Linked DNA regions of Mus musculus: region 1 is linked to region 2. A link is a contact called in ENCODE Hi-C or POLR2A ChIA-PET data. All regions are on one chromosome and are shown on one strand. Each heading gives the region's core, a stretch centred on a gene start or an enhancer-like site at or near the end of the contact. The rest is flanking DNA. Distances are from core to core; before and after follow the strand shown. Region 1 holds the start of Birc6 (baculoviral IAP repeat-containing 6). Region 2 holds the start of Nlrc4 (NLR family, CARD domain containing 4).

Evidence for each region. Hi-C counts contacts between places; a loop is a spot of excess contacts on that map. ChIA-PET counts read pairs that join two places held with the same protein, here RNA polymerase II (POLR2A).
Region 1: POLR2A ChIA-PET joins it to region 2 with 15 read pairs in embryonic stem cell. The contact joins the promoter of Birc6 here to the promoter of Nlrc4 in region 2. A Hi-C loop is called at or near these places in 1 of 37 maps with a recorded cell type or tissue (regulatory T cell). POLR2A ChIA-PET finds 5 or more read pairs at or near these places in 2 of 5 experiments (both embryonic stem cell).

The regions. Positions count from the first base shown.
Region 1 is chr17:74,525,816-74,531,060 of GRCm38, reverse strand. It overlaps Birc6 (baculoviral IAP repeat-containing 6), which reads right to left and starts at 2,766. Exons shown (of 73, transcript NM_007566.3): 1 at 2,260-2,766. The coding sequence starts at 2,593. Gm31645 (a long non-coding RNA gene) reads left to right here and starts at 2,861. Exons shown (of 3, transcript XR_385765.4): 1 at 2,861-3,428.
Region 2 is chr17:74,456,026-74,460,791 of GRCm38, reverse strand. Nlrc4 (NLR family, CARD domain containing 4) reads left to right here and starts at 1,684. Exons shown (of 9, transcript NM_001033367.3): 1 at 1,684-1,786.

The DNA of each region.
Region 1 (5,245 bases), core at 1,517-4,016, 69 kb before region 2:
TTAAAACTCCTGTACTCTTTCTTTCTTTCTTTTTTTGGTTTTTGCGAGACAGGGTTTCTCTGTATAGCCCTGACTGTCCTGGAACTCACTTTGTAGACCAAGCTGGCCTTAAACTCAGAAATCCACCTGCCTCTGACTCCCAAGTGCTGGGATTAAAGGCTTGGACCACCACGCCCTGCAACTCCTGCACTCTTGTTAATAAAACTTTTTGTAGAAATGCTAACACTCAGGCTGGACAAAGGACTCATCCTTGAAGAGTTTGCTGCTTTCCCAGAGAATCGGAGCTCCAGTCCAAACACTCAGGTCAGACACTCACAAGCTCCAGGGGACCCATACACTCTTCCTACTTCTATGGACGCCTGCACACTCATGTCAAACACTCACACACTCATATACACAAATACAAATAAAATAAAGGAAAACAAATCCAAGCCTGGAGTACTGGCTCACTCTCTTAAGCCTAACACTTTGGGGACAGATGTAGGTGGAGCTCCTGTTTGAGGCCAGCCATCAAACATAATTTCCTGTCTAAAAACAAAAACAAAACCAACCAATGAAAGAAAAAGACACCACTCGTCCTAAATTAGAAATCATGAAACTATTGGGTAATTGGTTAAAAGTATAACATGTATGAAAGTGACACGACCACATTTAACTCAGGGGAAAGGAAGAATAGAGTCAGTGAAATGTAACTCAGGAGCCAGGGGTTTACCCTGTGTATTTGCAATGTTTTTATTTCTTATGGCAAGTAGGGGACTACAGGACCATTATTTTTAATTCCTTTCCATTAAAGAGTCACCTGTTCATGAACATCTCCCTCTCAGACACAGCTGACAACCTGTTATGTCCAGTTGCAGTAAGCAAGCATTGCTGCTGCATCTGGACCATCGGTATTGTCATTTACCTAAGCCAAGAAAAGGGAAATTTACAAGCCTACCACCACCAAAAACTTTCTCTTAGGCATCTCTTAAATATATTACAGGTTTACATGCTGTAACTATACATAACCAGTTCTTTCATAAGTCAACAAAAATTAACATCTCTAATTTCATCTTTGTATTCCTATACTGCCATTTAATCTTATGACATTACTCACACAGTAAACTTATTCGTGTATGTCTGTGTAAAATAACACAAGGTGAATTGGTAGAACACATAATTACTTCCATTTGGCTAAGTGCACTTCGATACAATTTATCTCTGTGCATGAGTTTAAAACCCACTAATACATCAAATTCTAAATTTTAACCTTTAACGCCAAAATTAAGACACCATTCATCCACAAATGAAATGTCATCTCAGCAAATAACTTAGCTAGGGCTATCCCAAAACACTCCAGTATGTCCACTGAACGAGCTTTGACCTGGTACATCCTGAAAGTCCAATATGTGAACCAACGTCTCCACCACCCAAGTGCTCTCCTTCCAAGGTGGAGGAGACCCAGACATACTTACAACTACCAATCTCTAGCTCTCTATGCTAAAACAAGTTGAAAGGGCTTGAAGTTCCACCTAATTACAAGGGGCCTAGGCTTCTTGACACTGGAAGGAGGGAGCACTCAGAGCTAGAGGACCGATACTAACCTTTTTTTTTTCTTTTTTTTTTTTTTTTTTTTTTTTGCACTCTGCGAGTCCCATAGTCCAGCAAGCACAGTTCAGGCAGCTGGCCTTCCCTCTCCTACTGACCTCCCCATCCCAGTGCCCACTCCAGCCCGCCCCCTGTGCGAAAGCGCAACCCTCGGAGGTCCCCGCACCTACAGGACCAGACGACAACCGGCGGGCCGCTACTCGCCGGGAAAAGAGGGCAAGACAGCCGGCTTGGACGCTTCCCGCCCCTTGCCTCCGGCCACCCATCTCTCCCGCCACCGCCAAGACTGCCAGCCCTTCCCTCTGGTCCAGCCCGGAGCTAGCCCAAAATCTCGTCCAAGAGGCCAGCGAGGGCCCGGTCCTCACCAGCACCGACCTCCAAGGCCTCCACATCTCTCCCACAGGACCAGGCCGGTTCAGATGCAAAAGGCCCGAAAAGCAACTCGCAGCGCACCCCGCCAAACCGAGTTCCCGTCCCCAAAAGCTGCTGCTTTCCGAGTCCGAAGGTCCTCGGCCGTAGCTTCCGGGCCTCTCCGACCCTCCCGCTCCACGCTGTCCCTCCGAGGCCGATCCCGATCCCGGAGGCTGGGAGGCTTCCTCCACCAGCATCCCCACAACCCGTCTCCGCCCGCGGCCGGCCCAGCCCAGCCCCCGCCCGGCGTGCCGCGCTCACCGCTGAGCGCCGAGGCCTGAAGGGTGGCCCCGGACGTGCCGTCGATGACTTTGATGGTCCCGCGGCTGGTGACGGCCAGGATGGCGTTAAGCGCCGGGTGGTAGGAGAGGCTGTGCAGCCCGTCGGCGTCGCAGCGCATGCAGCCATCCCGCAGCACCAGCCACTCGGAGACCCCGGCCGCCCCCGCCCCTGCCGCCGCCGCCGCGGAGGAGCAGCTCGGGCCCGAGGCCTCCGCAGCCGCAGCCGCCATCTTCCGGCCTGCGCTCAGCACAATCACACTGGGAAGCCGCTCAGTGACAGTCCCGGGAGGTGCAGCACCACAGCCAGTCACCATCCGGGGCCAGGGGGCAAAGCGGAGCGCGTTAGCCGGAAGTGAAGTCAAGCGCCTGCACGCACAGGGAACGTCGCCCGCCAGGCCGGCCAGGCCAAGCGAGCTCGCAGGCTGGCGGGGGAGGGGAGAGAGGGCCGCACCAAAGGAGGGGCCGGAGCCCAGGGGGTGGAGCATGCGCGGGAGTGCCGATCTAGCCAGAGCAGAGGGAAGCTAATAAGGAACTTCCGAAGGCACAGAAAAGGCGGGGCAGGGGCGGGACCTGGCCTAGTAAGCATGCGCAGAAGAGCTCCCAGGGCCCGGTAGGCGGGCCTCAGAAGAAGAAGGGGGCGGGGCTGAAACTTTTTTTTTTCAAGCGCGGAGCATGCGTGGTAGGACTAGGCGCGTGCCACGCGCTGCTGCTCCAGCCAGCCCTGCGTCCTCAACGTCCCAGTTTCTTCCTTCGAGCCCCGGGAGTGGTATCGGCGGGAGTTCCGCCCTGCGCGTGGCAGGGAGGGTGGTGCTGGGCCCTGTGCATTTCCGCTAGGCAAACCCGAGCCCGCGCGACTTGTCTGGTACGCCCAGAGGCCCCTTCGTGGCCAGGGCGGCTGATTCCCAGCGGTTCCCAGCACGGGGCAGAGGAGGAGGGCGTTGCGGGGTGGAGGCGAGATCCGGAAGTAGGCCTCTATCATTGCACACTCTGACAAGCCTCTTCATTGGAACTGAACCTGATTTTTTTTTTACGACGCCTGCCCTAGTTTCAGATTTTTTTTACACTTGATCTTAGAAGACTGAGAAGCGATAGTTCCAAATCTTTTAATAAACAGACATGCTCATTAATGAGGTGCTGGACACATTACAGGTCAGCCTAGTGTAGCTCATTGCAAAGGATTTACATGATTTTTGGTGGGGTGTTGTGGATTGCCCTGGGGCTAATTATATTTGATGTCAATTCTGTTCTCCTGTGAGGAGTTGTGAACAAGGAATGAGTCAGCACTTAGGTGATTTCTTGTAAACCTTCCCACCTTAATTTGTAAAATAAAGGAAAGCTGATGATTGGGCAGAGAAAGGGAAAGTGGAGTGGAAAGAAAGGAAGGAGGTTTGAGACAGAGAAGGCAGAGGAGGAGGAAGAAGAAAAGCAGAACAGAAGAACATGGCCTGGAGAAAACGCAAGTTCTAAGTGGTCTCATAGATGTGGAAGATGGTAGTGTAGTGGTTGTAGATCTGCCCAATCTAGGCGCACAGCATGTATTCATACTAATTGTGTCGTGTTTTCATTGCCAGAGCATAATTGGGTTGGAGAGATTTGCTGTAACAGTGGAGTATCCTCCTTCGTTAGATTTGAAAGAACATCTTTCTTAAACTTTATGTTGAAACAGTTACTTGTCAGTCAGTCACTTGTAGTTACAGTGTAGCGGTGCCTGGGTGTGGTCTCGCATACCTAGAATCCCAGTCTGAAACAGTAATGCTAAGAATTCTGGGCAAGCCTGCGCTATTTAACAAGATCCTTTCCAAAAAAAAAAAACTTGAGGCAATAAAAAATTGTTTGGTGCCTGGTGATGGTGGCCCACGCCTTTCATCCCAGCACTTGGAGGCTGTTGCTACCAGAAGCTAGAGGTTGAATTCAGCAGTTGGTTTGGAACCCCATGCTGCTTACACAAGCTTCCCTCTCAAAATACGTCTTTATTTAAAGGACCGAAGTTGTTCAGGCTAGGACTGCCCTATACCACTACTCAAGAAATGAGTATCCTTTTTTTGGTCTTTCGAAACAGGGTTTCTCTGTGTAGCCCTGGCTATCCTGGAACTTACTTTGTAGACCAGGCTGGCTTCAAACTCAGAAATCCGCCTGCCTCTGCCTCCCAAGTGCGCCACCACACCCGGCATGAGTATCCTTCTTTAAACCACCAGCAATTATGTAGAAACTTTAAAGGCTACTATTTGAAACTGTTTTTAAAATCACTTTTGACCAAACTATCCTTTAATCAGACCTCTTCTGGTTAGCATGCCGATACAAATCAAGACACTGTCTTGTTGTTGGTAAGGGAATCCAGAAACTAGAATGCTACATTTAAACTAAGTGGACTTTAGTGGACACTACTAAGGAGAATTAAGCAACAGTTGTCTCTTAGTCTGTGTAACATTTTGTTTGTTTGCTTGCTTGTTTTCCAGACAGGGTCACACTATGTAGCCCTGGCTGTCCTGGAACTATGTAGACTAAACTGGCCTCAGATCTGTAGAGATCCATCTGCCACTCAAGTGCATGCATAACCTTTTTTTTTTTTTTTTTTGGTTTTCCCGAGACAGGGTTTCCCTGTGTAGCCCTGCTGTCCTGGAACTCACTTTATAGACCAGGCTGGCCTCAAACTCAGAAATCTGCCTGCCTCTGCCTCCCTAGTGCTAGGATTAGAGGCATGCACCACCACGCCCAGCAAGCATACACTCTTGAAAGACATTTCAAATCTCACTCTTTTTTTAAATATTTATTTATTTATTATATGTAAGTACACTGTAGCTGTCTTCAGACACTCCAGAAGAGAGCATCAGATTTTGTTACAGATGGTTGTGAGCCACCATATGGTTGCTGGGATTTGAACTCAGGACCTTTGGAAGAGCAGTCAGCAATCTTAACCGCTGAGCCATCTCACCAGCCCCTCAAATCTCACTCTTTAGGGTAACTTG
Region 2 (4,766 bases), core at 435-2,934:
TTGTGCAAAGACAGAGGAAAGAGTTGACAGAGAGCACTGTTGACAGAGAGCAGCGAGGCCTCTCTGTTTCAAGCTGAGTATGTCTTAGCTTTCTAGTATATTCGGGGATGCTGAGTATGTGTATGTCCGCTCAAGTCCCTGGCTTTGTGAGTTCAGAAGAGTCTCATGCATTATCAATCGTGTGGACACCTGACTAGCCTGGGCTAACTTGCCCCGACCCCAGTGACTGAGAGTACAGCTTTGCTGGAAACCAAGGTACAGAGATAAGTTTGTTTGCCTCTGTCCTCAGTGACAGTATGCTTGAACCAACCAAACCAGAACATTTCACTTTCCATCTTTTCTCTGTCCACCTCTTAATCCCCATTCATTATGAAAAAACCGAGTGAGGCATAGTGGCTCATGCCCACAATCTTCTTAGAAGGCAGAGGCAGGAGGATCAGAAGTCCAAGATAAGACAAGACATGCAAAAACCATACTGAGTGTCTAAAATACCAGAATTAAGAGTCCAGACAGAAGCTGATCAACTGATTAGAACTTTTTTTTTAAAGATTTTTATTTACATGAGTACACTGCAGCTGCCTTCAGAGACACACTAGAAGAGAGCATCGGATCTCATTACAGATGGTTGTGAGCCACCATATGGTTACTGGGAATTGAACTCAGGACCTCTAGCAGAGCAGTCAGTGCTCTTAACCACTGAGCCATCTCTCCAGCCCCTTTGAACTTCTTTATTATCCACTTCTGTGTCTGACCTATCGGGCAAAAACCTGTGGGATTTATTAACAAAGCTGGGTACCAGCTCATAACAACCCAGATGGCTCAAGATGGCCTCAGATCTGGAGTCTTTACCAAGGCTTTCTTTTCTTTGCTACAACCTGCCTACCCAATGTTTCCACCAATGTATTTGAAATTATGTTGATTGATGACTTTTTTGTTGTTGTTGTCCTGTTAATATAAAAGCTTCCTGAAACTAAGTAGTGATGTGCCTTTAATCTAAGCACTCAGGAGGCAGAGTCAGGTGGGTCTCTGTGGGGTTCAAGGTAGCCTGATCTATACTGGGAGTACCAGGGTAGCCAAGGGTACGTAAAAAGAGTCTGTCCCAAAACAAAACAAAACAGAATAACACACACACACACACACACACACACACACACACGCACACACGCACACGCACACACACAACCTTCATGGAACAGTTGCTGCTTTTGAACTTTGAGTACCCTGTCTTCCTGGGCCTTGTCATTCAAAGCTTTCTCATTCCCTTTGCTTGGAGAAATAAACAGTTGTTAACTCTTTTTTTTTTTTTTTAAATGCAACATACCTTTTAAAGATTTATTTATTCATTTTTTTTTTAATGTATATGAGTACACTGTTGCTGTCTTCAGACACACCAGAAGAGGGCATCAGATACCATTACAGATGGATGTGAGACACCATGTGGTTACTGGGAATTGAACTCAGGACCTCTGGAAGAGCAGTCAGTGCTCTTAAAGGCTGAGCCATCTTCCAGCCCCAGTTGTTAACTCTTTACCACATGAATAACCAGGAAGCAAAGAGTGCCTAAGTTCAAAGTCCCTACTTCCTGGCTACTCAGTCACTCCTTTTTCTTGCTACGTAATTATGTAAATACCCCGATTATTATGGTTCTTAAGCAAGAGAAGAACCCACCAGGCACTTCCTTTTTTCTACAGTTGTCTCTCATGGACAAAGAAGTTTGGATTAAGAAAGAAAGAAAATTACTTTTAAGACGACTTTTCCTTCGAAGGCAACTGGATTGCTTGGCCAGGTACCTCGGGGAGAGGGAATAGGTTTTTAAATCAGTTTTAGAGTCAGATCCTGAAATTAGAATTTAGGTCCACTGAAGCCTGTGTCTGTGAGGTTGTCCTGCAGTGGATGGTTTGCCCATTGGGCTGATTTGCCTGCAGGGAAACTTGGTTTGAGGGTAGGCAGTGTTGGGGGCGGGTGGTTAGCCTGGTTGGTCTGTTGGAGTTTAGCTGCGTTTTTCTGAGTTGGTGTTAAGGATTTGGAGCCCTAGAGAACGCCTTTGTATTTACTATGGAGACAAAAAGACTTAGAAAATGCTTTTTGGCCTCACAGGAAGGAAACCCAGAGCTGAGGGAGAGAGAGACTGCTTGGTCCGTCCAGTGTCCTGAGCCTCTGACAAGATACTTGAACTTGGACAGAAAAGTTAAGCAAGTCCCTCTTGGGGATAGGAAGAATGCTTATAGAAAGTGTGTTACAGACCTGCGTTGTGTGCTGAGGTGTTTCCAGCCCCAGTGTGTCTAGGAAGTGCTTTACAGACTTGAGTTGTGTGATAACAGATAAGGTGTGTCCATTCTTTATCTCAGAGCATCTTAATAACCCCGTTGCCGGGGTGGAATCAGGCTCTCCTAACTTCCCTTAACCTCTTTTATTCTTCCAGTCTCCCATTACTCCCACTTGTGCCTATAGACAATTTTCATACACTATTTACATAGCACTAAGAGTATTCAGTGAGCTGCGGGTGTCCAAAGGAGATCTAAGAAGATTCTAGATCAGGACATTTTTATACTGGAATGATAGATGAATCACAGGGACTGGTGGCCTCTGTTCCATCCGTCTTCCTGGTTAATCATCGCTATAGTCCCAGGCTTGGAGCAGATGTGAGTGCTAACAGTTCAGCAAAGGAAGCATAATCCAGAGGCAGGGGAGATGCTCAGGGGGAAGGGGCACTTGTCGCCGAGCCTGTTGACCAGAGTTTGATCCCTGGGACACAGATTATTCCAGGAGAGAACTGACTTTTGCTAGTTTTTCTCTAATCTCTACACAAATGCCGTGGCACTCTCGAGCACCCCTACCCACCCACCCACCCACCCACCCACACACACACACCAATCAACCAATGTGAAAAAAATTTACACATGCTGCCTTTCTGTAGCCAATTATATGAGTTCTTTCCCCCTAGTTGTGGGAGTGACACACGAGACGTAGGTCAAGAAGGATTTCAGTTTTCTGAGGAACTCACATCACGATCTGAAAGAACATTATCACTTAAGCTGGATGTGGGAGCTCATGGCAGTCATCTTCACACTGAGAAGGCTAAGACCAGAGCGTTACCATGAGTCTGAGACTAGACTGAGCTAGACAGTGAGTCCCAGGCCAGACGTGGCTATGCTGTATGACCTTGTTTCAAATAAGAAAGAGAATCTTATTTGCCAAGGCATGAACATAAGAAAAGGATCGCTTCCACACAATTCCGGTATTTTGGGTGGGTAGGAAGATTTTCAGGGCATGACTCCAAATCCAGATGGTCAAACTGGTCACAACTCCACCTTGTTTTGAATTGTATGTATGTATGTATGTATGTATGTATGTATGTATGTATATATGTATGTATTTGGTTTTTGAGACAGGGTTTCTCTGTGTAGCCCTGGCTATCCAGGAACTTAACTCTGTAGACCAGGCTGGCCTCGAACTCAGAAATCCACCTGCCTCTGCCTCCCAAGTGCTAGGATTAAAGGCATGTGCCTGGCTTGCCTTGAATTTTTAAAGAATTAATTTTTGTTCTTAACAATTATTTTTAATGTGTGGTGGTGGTGGTGTGTGTGTGTGAGTGTGTATATGTGTGTGTATGTGTGAGTGTGCGTGCATGCATGTGTGCGGGTGGGTGCACATAAGTGCAGATACTCATGAAGGCAGTTGTGAGTTGCCCAACATGGGTATTAGAAACCAAACTCAAGTCCTCTATAAGAGCAGTTTGATGGTTTGTACCTGCTTAGCTCAGGGAGTGGCACTATTAGGAGGTGTGGCCTTCTTGGAATACGTATGGCCTTGTTGGAGTAGCTGTGTCACTGTGGAAGTGGACTTTAAGACCCTTGCCCTAGCTGTCTGGAAGCCAGTATTCTGTTAGCGGCCTTCACATGTAGAACTCTCAACTCCCCCTGCACGATACCTTCCTGGATGCTGCCATGCTCCTGCCTTGATGATAATGGACTGAACCTCTGAACCTGTAAGCCAGCCCCAGTTAAACATTGTCCTTATAAGAGTTGCCTTGGTCATGGTGTCTGCTCACAGCAGTAAAACCCTAGATAAGACAAGCAGTATGTGGTTGGGTTTTTTCCCCCTCTTTTAAACTTTAAGTATTTTCGAGGTTATATTTTAATTACGTTTCTCCCTTCTTTTTCTTCCCTGTAAACCTTGCCATATGCCCCTCCCTGCTTGCACTCTCTCTCTCTCTCTCTTTCAATTTATAGCTTCCCTTTCATCAACTCATATCACATGCAAAGGTGTACTTATATATACATTTATATTCCCAAATATAGCCTGTTGAGTCGGTATGTTACTTGTATGTGTATCTTCGGGGTTAACCATTTGACGCCGACCATTTGATTGTCCCTAGGACAGGCTCCCTGCTTTACCAGGTTGTCTGTAGTTCTTCCTGTAGGACTGAGTCCTCATGGGCCTGCCACTCCCAGATCCAGTCCCCCATGCAATTTGGCTTGTTCGTTGGTGTCCTCCTTGTTCAGTTCATGTTTGGGAGGTGGTGTTGGTGAGACTCTATGGGTGTAGCTTCTGACATTACTAGAAGACGCAATCTCCCAGTAAACCCCTGATCCTCTGGCTCTTACAATCTTTCCACCCTCTTGTGGGTCTGTGTATCTGAGGCTTTCCATGGAGATCTCTGGCCCTGCCAGGTGCGAGGGTTCAGGCCCAGGGGAGAGAAGGAGAGCGGGGAGGGGGAATTGCCTCTGCCTCCACCTCTGCCTCTGCCTCCGCCCCCACCTCCG